Linked DNA regions of Homo sapiens: region 1 is linked to region 2. A link is a contact called in ENCODE Hi-C data. All regions are on one chromosome and are shown on one strand. The core of a region is the stretch at or near the end of the contact, and the rest is flanking DNA. Distances in the headings are between cores, read along the strand shown.

What was found. A loop is a pair of places that touch in the nucleus more often than their neighbours do. Pooled maps may share reads with other maps.
Region 1: a loop to region 2 is called in a map of PC-9, with 12 times the contacts of the local background. The contact joins the enhancer-like site here to the promoter of IGFBP3 in region 2. A Hi-C loop is called at or near these places in 4 of 168 maps with a recorded cell type or tissue (Calu3, GM12878, PC-9 and 1 more) and 4 of 50 pooled maps.

The regions. Positions count from the first base shown.
Region 1 is chr7:46,649,557-46,656,068 of GRCh38, reverse strand. No RefSeq gene overlaps it. Among named protein-coding and RNA genes, the nearest start is that of IGFBP3, 730 kb to the right of the region's middle. RefSeq lists an enhancer at 3,878-5,077. Within about 2 kb of position 4,833, at least 4 of the 41 ENCODE cell types and tissues checked have a DNase peak (open chromatin) inside an H3K27ac peak, as active enhancers do; they include PC-9 and mammary epithelial cell, where a contact is called at or near this core.
Region 2 is chr7:45,916,356-45,923,322 of GRCh38, reverse strand. IGFBP3 (insulin like growth factor binding protein 3) reads left to right here and starts at 2,051. Exons shown (of 5, transcript NM_000598.5): 1 at 2,051-2,585; 2 at 5,884-6,110; 3 at 6,656-6,775. The coding sequence starts at 2,183. RefSeq lists enhancers at 1,087-1,667, 1,668-2,248.

The DNA.
Region 1 (6,512 bases), core at 3,584-6,083, 730 kb before region 2:
TTTAATAATAAAGTGGATAGGATGACATATTTTGGATACCAGTTAGCCTCTTTTCTAAGCCAACCTTGTTATTAACCAATGGACTCATGAACATATTGGCCATGTGGCAGGCATGAAGGTTATGCATAGGCTCAGCAACAGGGACTCCACTCATTGATGCTGAAGTGGCTATGGCCACTGCTGAGTGTCCAATCTGCCAGCAGCAGAGACCAGAACAGATTCTCAGCCCCCAGCCCCATAGCATCATTCCTGGGGTCATGAGACAGCTAGGTGGTGGCAGGTTGATAATATTAGATAGCTTCCATGATGGAAGGGGTAATGTTTTGTCCTTCCTGGAATATATACTTACTCCGGATATAGATTTGCTTTTCTTGAATGTTTCTGTCAAGACTACCTTTGGTGGACTCACAGAATGCCTCAACTGTCTTTAGGGCTTTAGCACTTTGGGGCAAAATCCTGTCTTCATGTTATTCCACCATCATGTTTTTCCATACAGCACTGCTTCTGATCAAGGAACTCACTTAATAGCTTAAGAAATGTGGCAATGGTCTCATGTTCAGGAACTCACTAGTCTTACCACATCCCCCACTATCCTGAAGTAGCCATCTTGATAGAATGGTTGAATGGCCATTTGAAGTCTTGGTTACAGGACCAGCTAGGTGATAATACCTTGAGGGTTGAGGCAGTGTTCTCCAGAAGACTATGTTCTGAATCAGCATCCAATATTTGGTGCTGTTTGTCTGATAGCCAAAATTCTTAGGTCCAGAAATCAAGGTTCAAAATTGAAGTGACACTACTCATGACTTCCCCTAGTGTCCCATTAGCAAAATGTTTTCTTCCTGCTTCCATGACTTTATGCTCTGCTGACCTAGAAGTCTTCATCCTGGAAAAAGAAATGTTCCCACCAGAAGACAAAATCATGATTTCATTAAACAGGAAGTTAAGAGTGCCATCCACCACCTTTGGGATCTCCCTTCTGAGTCAACAGGCCAAGAATTTACTGTGTTGGCTGGCATGACTGATCCAGATTACCAAGGGGACACTGAACTACTACTCCCTAGTGGAGGTAGAGTATGTCTGGAATACTTAGAGCATCTCTTAATATTACCATGTCCTGTGATTAAAGTCAATGGAAAACCACAAAAAGCTAATATATTCAGGCCATCTAATGGCCCAGACCCTTCAGGAATGAAGGTTTGGGTCATCCTACCAGGTAAAGAACCACAATTGGCTGAGGTGCTTGCTAAAGTCAAAGGGAATACAGAATGGATAGTGGAAGAAGGTAGTTATAAATACCAGCTACAAACACATGACCAGTTACAGAAAAATGACTCATGACTGCAATTGTCACAAGCACTTTCTCCTTACTTTGTTCTGAGTATGTTTTTATGCATATGTATGTGTATCTTTTATTCTGTCTTATCTTGTTGCCTTGTAACATAAGATGTATTTATTTCGTATTGTAGTATTTAAATATTGTTAATTTACATTATAAAATTTAAGTTATAGAATACCAAGGAGAAGAATAAACATCACTCAGGGCTTTACCTCTGCTTCTGGGGAAGGAGTTAGTGCATTACTGGTAGTACATAGGATAGGTGTATCACGTTCAGTGGCATTGTGACCTTGTTATTGTTTTTATTTGAGGATTAATTATGATTTGAGGTGAGGCATTTGTGTGCCAAGTTGACAAAGTTTGAACTTGTGATGGTTGATTCTACATGTCATCTTGACTGGATCATGAGGTGCACAGTGCTATTTCTGTGTGTGTTTTTTATGGTTTTTCTGAGTTGAATGAGAATTTGAATCTGTGGACTCAGCGAAACAGATTGCTCACCCCAATGTGGTTGGCCATTACCCAATCCATGAAGGGTTGGAGTAGAACAAAAGACAAAGAAAAGAGGAATATGCCTCTTCTTTCTTCTGCCAGCATGAGCGGAAACATCCCATCTCATCTCATCTTCCCTGGCCCTCAGACTGGGATTTATACCATTGGCTTCTCTGGTAATCAGGCTTTTGGGCTTGGATTAATTTGCATCACCAGCTTTCTGGGATCTACACCTCTCAGAGTGCAGATCATGGAATTTCCCAGCCTCTGTAGTTTCAAGAGCCACTTCCTCATAATAAATCTCCGCATATATCCTACAGGTTCTCTTTTTCTGAAGAACACTGACAAATACATTTTTCCCTTGTCTGACAACTCATTCTGCTTATTATTATAGATATTTGTGTATTTAACCTGTTTTTACTGAATAATGATTTTTTTGCAAGGGCAAGCATTGGATTTCCCCCATTTCTACATCATCTTTAGGTCCTGGCGATCTGTTTGGGTACCTAAGAGCTTCAGAAAGTGTTTCAATGGAAATGAATAAATTAGCAATTGTTTGTCTGTGTGCTCACTCATGCAAATATAACTTTTTTTTTTCTTGAGATGGAGTCTTGCTCTGTCACCCAGGCTGGAGTGTGGTGGCGCACTCTCAGCTCACTGCAAACTCTGCCTCCTGGGTTCATGCCATTCTCCTGCCTCAGCCTCCCGAGTAGCTGGGACTACAGGCGCCTGCCACCACGCCTGGCTAATTTTTTGTATTATTTAGTAGAGATGGGGTTTCACCATGTTAGCCAGGATGGTCCCAATCTCCCGACCTCGTGATCCGCCCGCCTCGGCCTCCCAAAGTGCTGGGATTACAGGCGTGAGCCACAGTGCCCTGCCAATATAACTTTTTTCTATTGTCTTTAACATTTTGATTTTCTAACTTATGCTTCTACATTGTAAGTATTTCCAGAAAGAGATCAGAAAGAGAATCATGTAGATGCTCACTAAAATTCAATTCTTCAGGCAATTCTCCCTCAAAAATCCACAAGTGAAGCCACACTGATATTTGTATGGGATTTTTCTCAGGGAGTTCTCATGTTACACTAACATCCACTTCTTGGTATTCATTATGATTCTTTTAATACTGAAAGATTTTCAGAACTTCTTGCTAACTTGGAATCATCAACTGGCTCTAGGTGGGCCCAATAAGGTCTTTTCCTAATTCATCCAACCACCCAACACAGTATTAAAGGACTCTTGTTCAAAGCATTTATGTTATTTTTTAGCTTCCAGATATGTTTTTTACTTTTTTCAATATTTTACCTCTTCTTCATTATCCCTGACCTGATCTTTTAGATGTATGTTTAACTCTTAGACATATGGTCAATGCTTTTTTATTATTTTGTCTCATGTTTTCCAACTTTTTCTTTGAGTTCTGAGTTTTGTTAATAATCAACTTAGTGTTCAAAGTAAACATCTGACTATCGAGCATGCACACTTGTTTTTTTACTGTATTTCTTACAATGTCTAAGACCTTTTTTTCTCTTTGTTCTGCCATTCAAAGCTGCCATTCTTGTTTCATACTTGCAACATCTTCTTAAATCTGCTTAATGCGTTTTCTCCTGCTCCCCAAAGTATATTAGTTTTTTTCTGAGTTCAGTGTCCCAGGAGTTCCCCCAGCCCCCTTTCTTGTGGTTGGTTTTCTCATGTGTCTGGTGAGGGCAGATGGTCCATTTGCATCACCGCTGGTAATATTTCCACGGGTTAGGTTGGTAAGTATGTTCATGTAATACATGAACATGTAAACGCCAGGGCTCACAGCAGACAGCCCAATAATTTATGGAGTGAGCAGACAAGCAGGTTTCACTTAAGGAATATGTGGAGTGGCCTGGAGTGTTTCATTTTGTTTCTTCCTGGCCAACAATGCTTGTCTCTTCTGAAATAATGTTTCTTTTTCCTTTGAGCCTGGGTAAAGGTCTAGTTCCCTCAGTGTCTGCTCACTTTCTTTCTTAGGTGCCTATCCCCCATCTCTAAGAACAGATTTTCAGTTCAGCCTGGGGTAGGCATCACCATTCTCCATGTGTCCAATCCAGGCAAGTCTACCTCTGGAGTGCCTGTTCATTACTGATATGCTACATTCTACCTCTGCTACGAGGTTGCTGAAAAGCTAAAGTAGGATCATCTGTGAAACACTGGTATATAGCTCTGCCTTCACATACCTGGTTCTCATAAGAAGAAATGCCCTGTCACTGTTTCCTTGCTGGAAAATCCCTACTCGGTTTGTAACACGCAGCAAATGAATCAACTTTCTGCATGAATCATGCCCACACCTGAGAGAATCAGGTCAAAACTATTGTTCCCATTTTGCATATGTGGAAAATGAGGCTTGAGTAGAGCAAGTGAGACAGGCAGGTGGGACCAGGAAACATCACCTGGAATCTTTGACGCTAGACGGCAGAGAGGGGTCACCTGGGATTTTGTTCTCTCTGGTACAGCTCACTTTCCTTCCTCATGAATCAGTCCCTGGAGCATTGCTGTGCCAAACCCTTATCAACCTCAGCAGGGAAGGCGCCAGGTTCAAGAGGCCAAAGAAAAGACTCAGAATCAGCAAATGAGACACGGGGTTTTATTAGGGGCTTTCATACAGGGGGGAGAGTCCAGTGGCGGCAGGCTGGGCAGGAGAACCGCCTTATGGACAGAAGCAATCCAGTGACAGCAGGCTGGACAACGTAAACGCACAGCACAGTGGTGGTGGGCTGGGCAGGACAACCACAACCACTTGAAAACAGCATGCAGTTTATGGAGTATTTTCACTTAACACCCTCCCTGTAATGACCTCCACCTGACAACCTTCATTTACTGACCCCCCCCCCCCAACCAAAACTCAGATCCTCAATCTTCTATACAGCCCGTGTTCCACAGGACATGCCAGGGGCTCAGAGGTTCCTCATAGACAAGGAATGAATCACCAGATTGGCCACTCCTGGATTCCCGAGCTTGGAACAACACTCAGGTGTGTCTACCACACAGGGTCATTCTAAGGGTATGCTTAAGTTATTGCTGTCAGGTGCATTTACCCAACAGCATCTAACAGTGAAAGAGACTTCCACAGGGCAACATGCTGTGTTTAGCTAGCCCTATCTTTATTCTTAGGGGGATTTTTTTCCCAAATTCATATTTTATATTTTTGCTCAAATTTTTAACTGGTTTGGAAACCTGGGCCTCTATTTCATTGAATTTGAATGATGACACATATTTAAAAGTTTACCAAAACCTTCTTTGTCTCAAAAAAATCATTAAAGTACCATGAAAATACAAATAATTGTACTATTTGATACAGAAATAATTAATTAATTAAAAATAAAAGAAAATATTTTCAACCTCACTTTCTCTCGAAGGAAATTTTACTTATCATATTCTCTCTTTATTTCCCCCCTTCAGTTGATTGGATGTGTTATCTCCTTTCTGATTTTCTTCCTTCCTTCCTTCCTCTCTTTCTTTTCCTTCTATCTTCTGGTATGTTTCATTATTCTGCTCAGTTTTTTATTTAGCCATCATATTTTCAATTTTCAATAATTCTCTGTTCTCTGATTATTTATTTTTAAAAAGTAGTTTTATTGAGCCAGGAAAAAATATTTAATAAAAAACAGAAAGCATAAATTATATGTCTATTAATAAACAGAAATATTGCTTTCAGATGGCATTGAATTAGGGGATTATTCTGCTCTGGTAAAAACCAGGCTATCTATGCATCTTCTCCTGCTGCCGCATTTGTTCTGATGAAGAAACCAATTTTTGGAATACCTTCAGCACTGTCTGTGGGATATTTGCAGGGTGCACATATAAGAAGAAGATGTCTTCCTCAGTGTTATTTAACTCTGTGCAATAACAACTTAGGAACAGTGATAGCTAGAGCTAGAGAAGTATTTTCAGTGAAAACAGTGATGTCCGAACATTGAGCAATTGTAGACTGAATTCAAGAATTCACTGTAATTCACACAAAAGTCATTGTAAAAGGAAGTACTAATTTCTGGTAAAACAGATGCAATACTTAGAAAAAAATATAGACAGAGCATAACCAAATCTTAAAAGAAAAGTGTTTTGTCTCTACTATTGAACTTAGCTAAGGATTTCACCCACCCACAGTGAGGAGGGATTGGGGTTAACCTCAGAATTGCATCGTGTTTTAATCAGAGCTTTGGAAAAATACAGCCATGAGAAGCTAACTGCATAAATCGTAACTGTGCATAAATCATTCTGCAATGTGAATTCAACACTTTCAAATAAATTTCCTGTTGTCTTTATGAAGTTTCAATTATATCTTCTGCATTTACAAGCAGTCTGGTGGCCCATGCAAGGCTGTCCTGATTCAAATAGAATTCCTAAGAGTTGGTGTCTAGAAGGATCTATTTAACAATTCAGGATGTTCAGGATATTGAAAAAAGTGGCAATGTTTGTATAACATTTTTGAATTGCAAAAGCATTTTCATATTTGTCATTTCATGTGAGACTCCCAGAATCTTTGAAGGTAGGGATTTTTTTTTGGCTTACTTTTTAGCATCCTCATTTGGGAGATGAGAAACCCAAGGCTTGCAGGTACGCTGTGTTGTCTAAGGTGGTGCTGGCAAACCATTCTGGACTCCAGTCCTTAACTTCCAGAATCATCTCTTATTTGTTGATATGGTTTGGCTATGTCCCC
Region 2 (6,967 bases), core at 802-3,301:
AATTTTTTAATCCTTTCCAAAAAGACATTGTTTCTGATCTTCCCCTGTCCACTCTCCAGATGATAAAGCTGAATAAAAAGTGCTACACTAACCAGTGGTCAGTCCAGGCTCTGCTGCAACATTGCACTAACCAGAACTGCAGACCTGGGACCTCAAGAATTGCATTTGATGCCGAACCCAGCTCTAATTTCAGAGTCAAGGTCTCTGCGAGTATTTAAGGAACGGATGTAAACCTGGGGGATTCGTTTTGTTTCCTTCAATTTTCCAATGAAATCAGAGATCCTGTTCTTGGGTGTCAACGCAGATACTAGAAGGAGGTGATACAAGAGAAAGGAAACAGCAAGCGACGATTATGGCACGGTTTCCTGTAAACAAGGTTGAGTGTAGCCACAGCCTGAGCACTGTGGGAGAAGAGCTCATAAGAAAATGACGGTGCTGGGCCTTCGTCACCCCGGGGCACTCCATTGTTCTTGTCTTTGGTCTCTTTTTATTTGTAGAGGTCCAATTATTTATTTATTTAGTACAAGAGGGAACGAAATTGATCTTTCCATTCTAAAAGGAGAGTATATATGTATAAAAGGAAGCTGTATAGATATGGGGGAAGAGGTGGACAGGGGGAAAAGGGGAGAGGACGAGAGAGAGAAAGGGAGGGAGAGGGACAAGGAGAGACACTGGGCGAGAGATCGATTAGGAGAGACAGAAATGATGAATGAAGATTAACTTCACCCAAGGCTTCGTGCTGGAGGGGAATGGAGGAGCTCCTGATTTGCTATTACTACTCCAAACTGCAAAGGGCTCCTTCAAGTCACCTATCCACCTCCTAAGGCAAGCGTCCAATTTCAACAGCGTTCAGGAAAGTCTCCTCCCGCGGAGGTCTCACCGCTTCCCACTCCACCCCCACAAACTCTTTGGAAAAGTGCCTTGAAAAATTTAATCCTCAATCCAATCCTGGACCACCAGCGTCCTCTGTTGGTCACCGAAGGGAGGGGGTGCGCAGACAAAACTGAAGAAACTCGAGTGCCAGAGAAGGCCGACAGGAGTTACAGCGACCTCAGCGCGCAATTGCGCCCCCGAACTTTACTGAAAAGTGTTTAGATTGCAGAGATAAGCTAGAATCCCAACGCATCGAGAATACAGTAATACGAAGTCGCCTTCAAAAAATGACAATGAAAATTGCCTATTAAAGGACTATTTGGTTAATTACGTTTCAGCAGTGCCCAGTTTATTGTCTTTATTATTCTTTTGTCATGGGTGTAAACTCCATTTGAAAACATAATCAGGGAGAATACCCAAGACAAGAAGAACAGTTGTCATTTAAAATATTTGAAAAGCCCTGCCTTAAGGACGCATTCGCTTGCCGGTCCACTCTTAATTGGAGACTTGCGGTGTAGCAACACGTGAGAGTCTTCTTGCGTTGAGAAGTAAGCCTGGAAAGGGGCGAAGGCCCCGGGCGCATCTTCAGATGCGTATTTGTGGGCCCCTGGGGATATAAACAGCCCAGCGGGTGTAAATTAAACCCCGCAGTGCCTTGGCTCCCTGAGACCCAAATGTAAGTCAGAAATGTCCCAAGACTTCGCCTGCCAACGGAATTAAATTTTAGAAAGCTCCACGAGGTACACACGAATGCGGAGCGCTGTATGCCAGTTTCCCCGACACCGGCTCGCCGCAGGGAGACCTCACCCCGAGAGCGGAAGGGGTAAGGGCGGCGGGGTCAAGGAGATCGGGGGTGCTGAGTTGGCCAGGAGTGACTGGGGTGACCGGGGGTGCTGAGGTGGCCTGGAGTGCCGGGGTGGCCGGGCACACCTTGGTTCTTGTAGACGACAAGGTGACCCGGGCTCCGGGCGTGCGCACGAGGAGCAGGTGCCCGGGCGAGTCTCGAGCTGCACGCCCCCGAGCTCGGCCCCGGCTGCTCAGGGCGAAGCACGGGCCCCCGCAGCCGTGCCTGCGCCGACCCGCCCCCCTCCCAACCCCCACTCCTGGGCGCGCCGTTCCGGGGCGTGTCCTGGGCCACCCCGGCTTCTATATAGCGGCCGGCGCGCCCGGGCCGCCCAGATGCGAGCACTGCGGCTGGGCGCTGAGGATCAGCCGCTTCCTGCCTGGATTCCACAGCTTCGCGCCGTGTACTGTCGCCCCATCCCTGCGCGCCCAGCCTGCCAAGCAGCGTGCCCCGGTTGCAGGCGTCATGCAGCGGGCGCGACCCACGCTCTGGGCCGCTGCGCTGACTCTGCTGGTGCTGCTCCGCGGGCCGCCGGTGGCGCGGGCTGGCGCGAGCTCGGCGGGCTTGGGTCCCGTGGTGCGCTGCGAGCCGTGCGACGCGCGTGCACTGGCCCAGTGCGCGCCTCCGCCCGCCGTGTGCGCGGAGCTGGTGCGCGAGCCGGGCTGCGGCTGCTGCCTGACGTGCGCACTGAGCGAGGGCCAGCCGTGCGGCATCTACACCGAGCGCTGTGGCTCCGGCCTTCGCTGCCAGCCGTCGCCCGACGAGGCGCGACCGCTGCAGGCGCTGCTGGACGGCCGCGGGCTCTGCGTCAACGCTAGTGCCGTCAGCCGCCTGCGCGCCTACCTGCTGCCAGCGCCGCCAGCTCCAGGTGAGCCGCCCGCGCCAGGTGCGCTGCGTGCAGCACCCGGCGCACTGGCGCCGAAGGGCCTGGGGGTTGCTGGGTGCCGCTGCGGGAGACTCCGCTTTTCTTCTCACTGGAGATAATATGTGGGGAAACTGAAGGCGCTCCGGGAAAGGTGAAGGCGGTCGCCGGAGGGACCCTCCCCAGCCGGCCCTCTACTTGCTCGATTCTCTAAGTGCAGAGTACTTGTAAATTGCAAAGCGCTTTCAGTGAAAATGGGTTAAAGGTTTCCGGAGCTGAGGGGAGCGGTACCGATGTTTAGCTGTTGGAAAGATCCTGGACACAGGAGATTCTCCTCGCCCCGCACGGGGGTGCACACGGACTGCAATCCCAGGGATGCTTGGGGATGGGGGGGATATAGGCGGATTTGGACCAAGGAAGGTGGGCAGGCACGTTGTAGGAAATAGTACCTCTCTTTTAAAATACTGACTTTGCACAGCCTTTTGGTTTGCAAAGCAATGTCTAGTCCCGGTATGTCCAAAAACAAGTAAAGTGGATTCGGGTTTTGATATCTTCTGCGGTTGGAAAACCTGAAGCTGAAAAAGAAGTAACTTCTTAAGGTTACCCAGCGGCCACAACAGAGTGTAGGTTTGAACTCCGCGTGCCACTTTCAGTACCATACCATTCTTACAACTCGGGCCACCCCTGCACCTGCGCCGACCTCAAACAAACTTCCAGGTGCGTGGTGGGTGCGGGCAATGTGGACTAAGTCAATTTCAATGACACGGAAGGGAATTGGAATCAGTCCTAGGGCTGTCTCCCTTCTTAATCTGAAATGGGGGGGGGAATGAGATGTTGTTAAGGGGAGCCCCAGAAGAGGAAAAATGCAAACATTTGGCAGAGTTACCCTCTTGGCTTAGCCACTATCAGTATCAGGCAGACAGCGACTCTGGTAAGGGCATCACATTGTTCCCTTAAAAAAAGGAGCGGGGGTTGTTTAAATGGATTTGGCAGCTGTTCTTTCAAGCATTCTTAGCCAGCCTCACCTAGTTATATGAGAAATAAAGTTCCTGCCTTGCACAGCTGAAGGCTGGGAGAATTCTCCCCATCCTAATTCCCCCAACTCCCCAACGATCACGTTGGACAGATGTCACTGGGCAGGCCCCCATCTAGGGCTAGCAGGATGAACAGTCCCTTTATAATTTATGTAGCTGTAGAGTTCCACGCCCGGGTGAAGTTATTTTCTGGCTCGGCAAGGCTGGCTCTGTTCACCCCTGAGAAATGCTGGATTCATGGAAAGGCAAGATGCCTGAAACATACACTGGCTCTGGTCAGCTGTTAAAGCTGCTGGAGGCATTTGTCTCTCGGGGCAAAGTTATGTCATTTGCCAAGTGTCGTACATTATTGTGCATTTTGGGGTATTCAAAAAGTGATCTTAGAAATACTGATACACATCGTCATTCTTGGGCTTTAGCAATCATCATGATTACCACCTTAGTAGCACTGTAGTATAGGTTGATGTGAGTTATAAGATTATAAAAAGATCTAAGTGACTTCTAGAATCTATTTGACAAAAAAAGGTAAATTTTCGACAGTCAAAAGTCACAATTATCTGTTGCTTAAATAGAACTGTTTTGTCTTCATGCCCTAGTCTGCAGCCCAGGCATTAAGAAGAAACCAAGGAAATTTAAGAAATTACTCAAGGTTCTTAGAAAAGAAGTATAAATACGTTTATTTACATGTTCTTAGAGTATTTACATTCTTAGTATCTCTTTTATCTCAGTATTTCCTTGAAAAAGAAAGCAAGCTAAGATTAAAAGAAATTGAAACCAAATCCTCGCAGGTAGGGACCTCCTCTGTGAGGCTCTGTGCTGGACCCTGGGAATGTGTGCTTCCCAAGGTATGAAACCCCTTGGGGAACTTTACAGCAGGACCTCAGTGAGCTGTTTGGCAGGTGAGGAAACTAAGACCCAGAGAGGAGAGGGACTTTCCTAAGGCCCTGGTGAGTGACCTGCCAGTAGCCACTTCCAGGGGAGAGCAGAGCATCTGCAGCCAAATCATTGCAGCCCCAGGTAGCTTTCTAGAATAGACTGTGGACCAGATGGGCCACCTGAGCTCCCTGCTAGGGTTACACATTATAGCCCTGTTTGTTGTAGTAGAGAAATTTCATGACTCTCAATTGTGGACTTAAGCCGATGCCTCCAGACCTTGGCATGGTCCACAGGCCCTGGGAGCATGGGCTCTGAATGTAGCCTTTGATCCCCATAGCGGTCTTACAGCCCCTCCAAGTTCATTCTGAAGAAGGAATGGAGTGAGAATCCTGGCTGCAGATCCAGTCTTGAATTTAGTCATATACTTAAAATTCCAATTCAACTGTTAACATTCCAGCATCCATTTTAAGCATCAGACTTTCTTCATTTAGCACTTTTTATTATAAAAGGGAGATCTGCTGGAGGGGGATTTCTCCTACCCCACCCCCACCCAGGGAAGGAAAAGCTCTTTGGCACTTAGAAGTCTGAGCCGTGAGTGGGACTTTGGCATTGTCTGCATCCATGTGCTGCTGTGTTCACCCGGGGTGAAAAGGACTCACTTAGGCAGGCACCAGCAAGATGCACAGGGTCTGTGTAGACCTTGAGTTTTAGAGATGTAACGGGGACCTAGAAAACAAGCCACCAACATGCTTGCATGATTCTGAGCCCCTGAGGCAAAACGCTTTGCAGGTAATAATTCAGTTTTCCCATCTGAGCTGGACACCAAGCTCTTATAAGCGTGTTTACCTGGTAGCATTGAGGACGGTACTGGTCAACCTTGGAATTCCCATAAGGGCTTGTTACAACTCAGACTGCTGCCGCCACTCCAGCGTTTCCGGAGTGGAGAATGTGCATTTCTTCCAAGTCCCCGGGCTGCCGCTGCTCCCGCGGGTGGGAGGACCACACTTGGAGTTGACTGCAAAATTTCTGAGCCGGCGCTGCAGCAGCCTCCCGTGGCTCAGGTCTGCCCCCTGCCGGTGGAAGATGAAGCATACTGCCTTCACCTACTGAGGGGCACTGAAGCGTTTGTCTGCCTTCTTTAGTTGCAGCTACTTAGGAAGAGCACCTGTCAGATTGACTTTCAAACAGATAACTTCTTGAGGTAGAGCAACCACCATGTAGTGAGTAGTATGATGGAATAATACTTCATCGAGGTATTTTAAAAAAAAAAACTCACTTGGATTGCCAACTAATATTGTCATTTACATGTGACCTGGTTGCAACGTTAAGATTTTTAAAAGACTGTGATAGATATTGATGACTCTCATGTGTTTGTCTCTCTTGGGCGTTTTAAGGAAATGCTAGTGAGTCGGAGGAAGACCGCAGCGCCGGCAGTGTGGAGAGCCCGTCCGTCTCCAGCACGCACCGGGTGTCTGATCCCAAGTTCCACCCCCTCCATTCAAAGATAATCATCATCAAGAAAGGGCATGCTAAAGACAGCCAGCGCTACAAAGTTGACTACGAGTCTCAGAGCACAGATACCCAGAACTTCTCCTCCGAGTCCAAGCGGGAGACAGAATATGTGAGAGCTTTTCCTCTTGTTAAAGGAGGAGGGCAAGACCTGCCAAGCCTGGGTACTCAGAGCCTCTTGAGGGCAATTCTTACTCAACAAACCCCAGCGCCTGGCTGATGGGTGGGCAACCCCTAGCCCCTCTGTGCCCTACCTCTCTCCTCTCCTTACATAAAGAATATTGACCCTTTTGGAGAATCTTATGAGGATCAAGCTGAAATAACACTCTTAAAAGCATATGGGATGTCATAAAGACCTCTGCAGATAATGAAAAATATTCTCATAAAGATAGTTTTATTTACTTCATCCTCTATGCTTGTTGACCTGCTATTGGTTCCATACCAGCTTCTGTGCCTTACTCTGGGAAGAGCAAAAAGGAGACAGGGAGTGATGGTTAGCTTATTCGGGGGACTTTCGTGCTACATCAGACATAAGGTATCTGAGGAGCAAATTACAGGTCCCACTTTTGGTAGTTGTGCAGCATCGTAAGATTTTTAAAGCACACATTCTAGAGTAAAAACTGTGACTCTGTTGCTCTGGTCCTTCCTGATCCCCAGGGTCCCTGCCGTAGAGAAATGGAAGACACACTGAATCACCTGAAGTTCCTCAATGTGCTGAGTCCCAGGGGTGTACACATTCCCAACTGTGACAAGAAGGGATTTTATAAGAAAAAGCAGGTGAGTGAGGTCCTCAGTGTGTTTTCTTCCTCTTCTGTTGACACAGAGGAGAAACCCATCTCACCAGCCCCCAGGCTCTTCTGGCCATAGCTCTAACTCTGAGCCTGTGCAGCACCAGTGCCCAGGACTTGGTGCCAGTCTCAGGAGGTCAGACCAAGGGCTGCTTTGACTTGTTGCTCTGAGTGCTGCTAT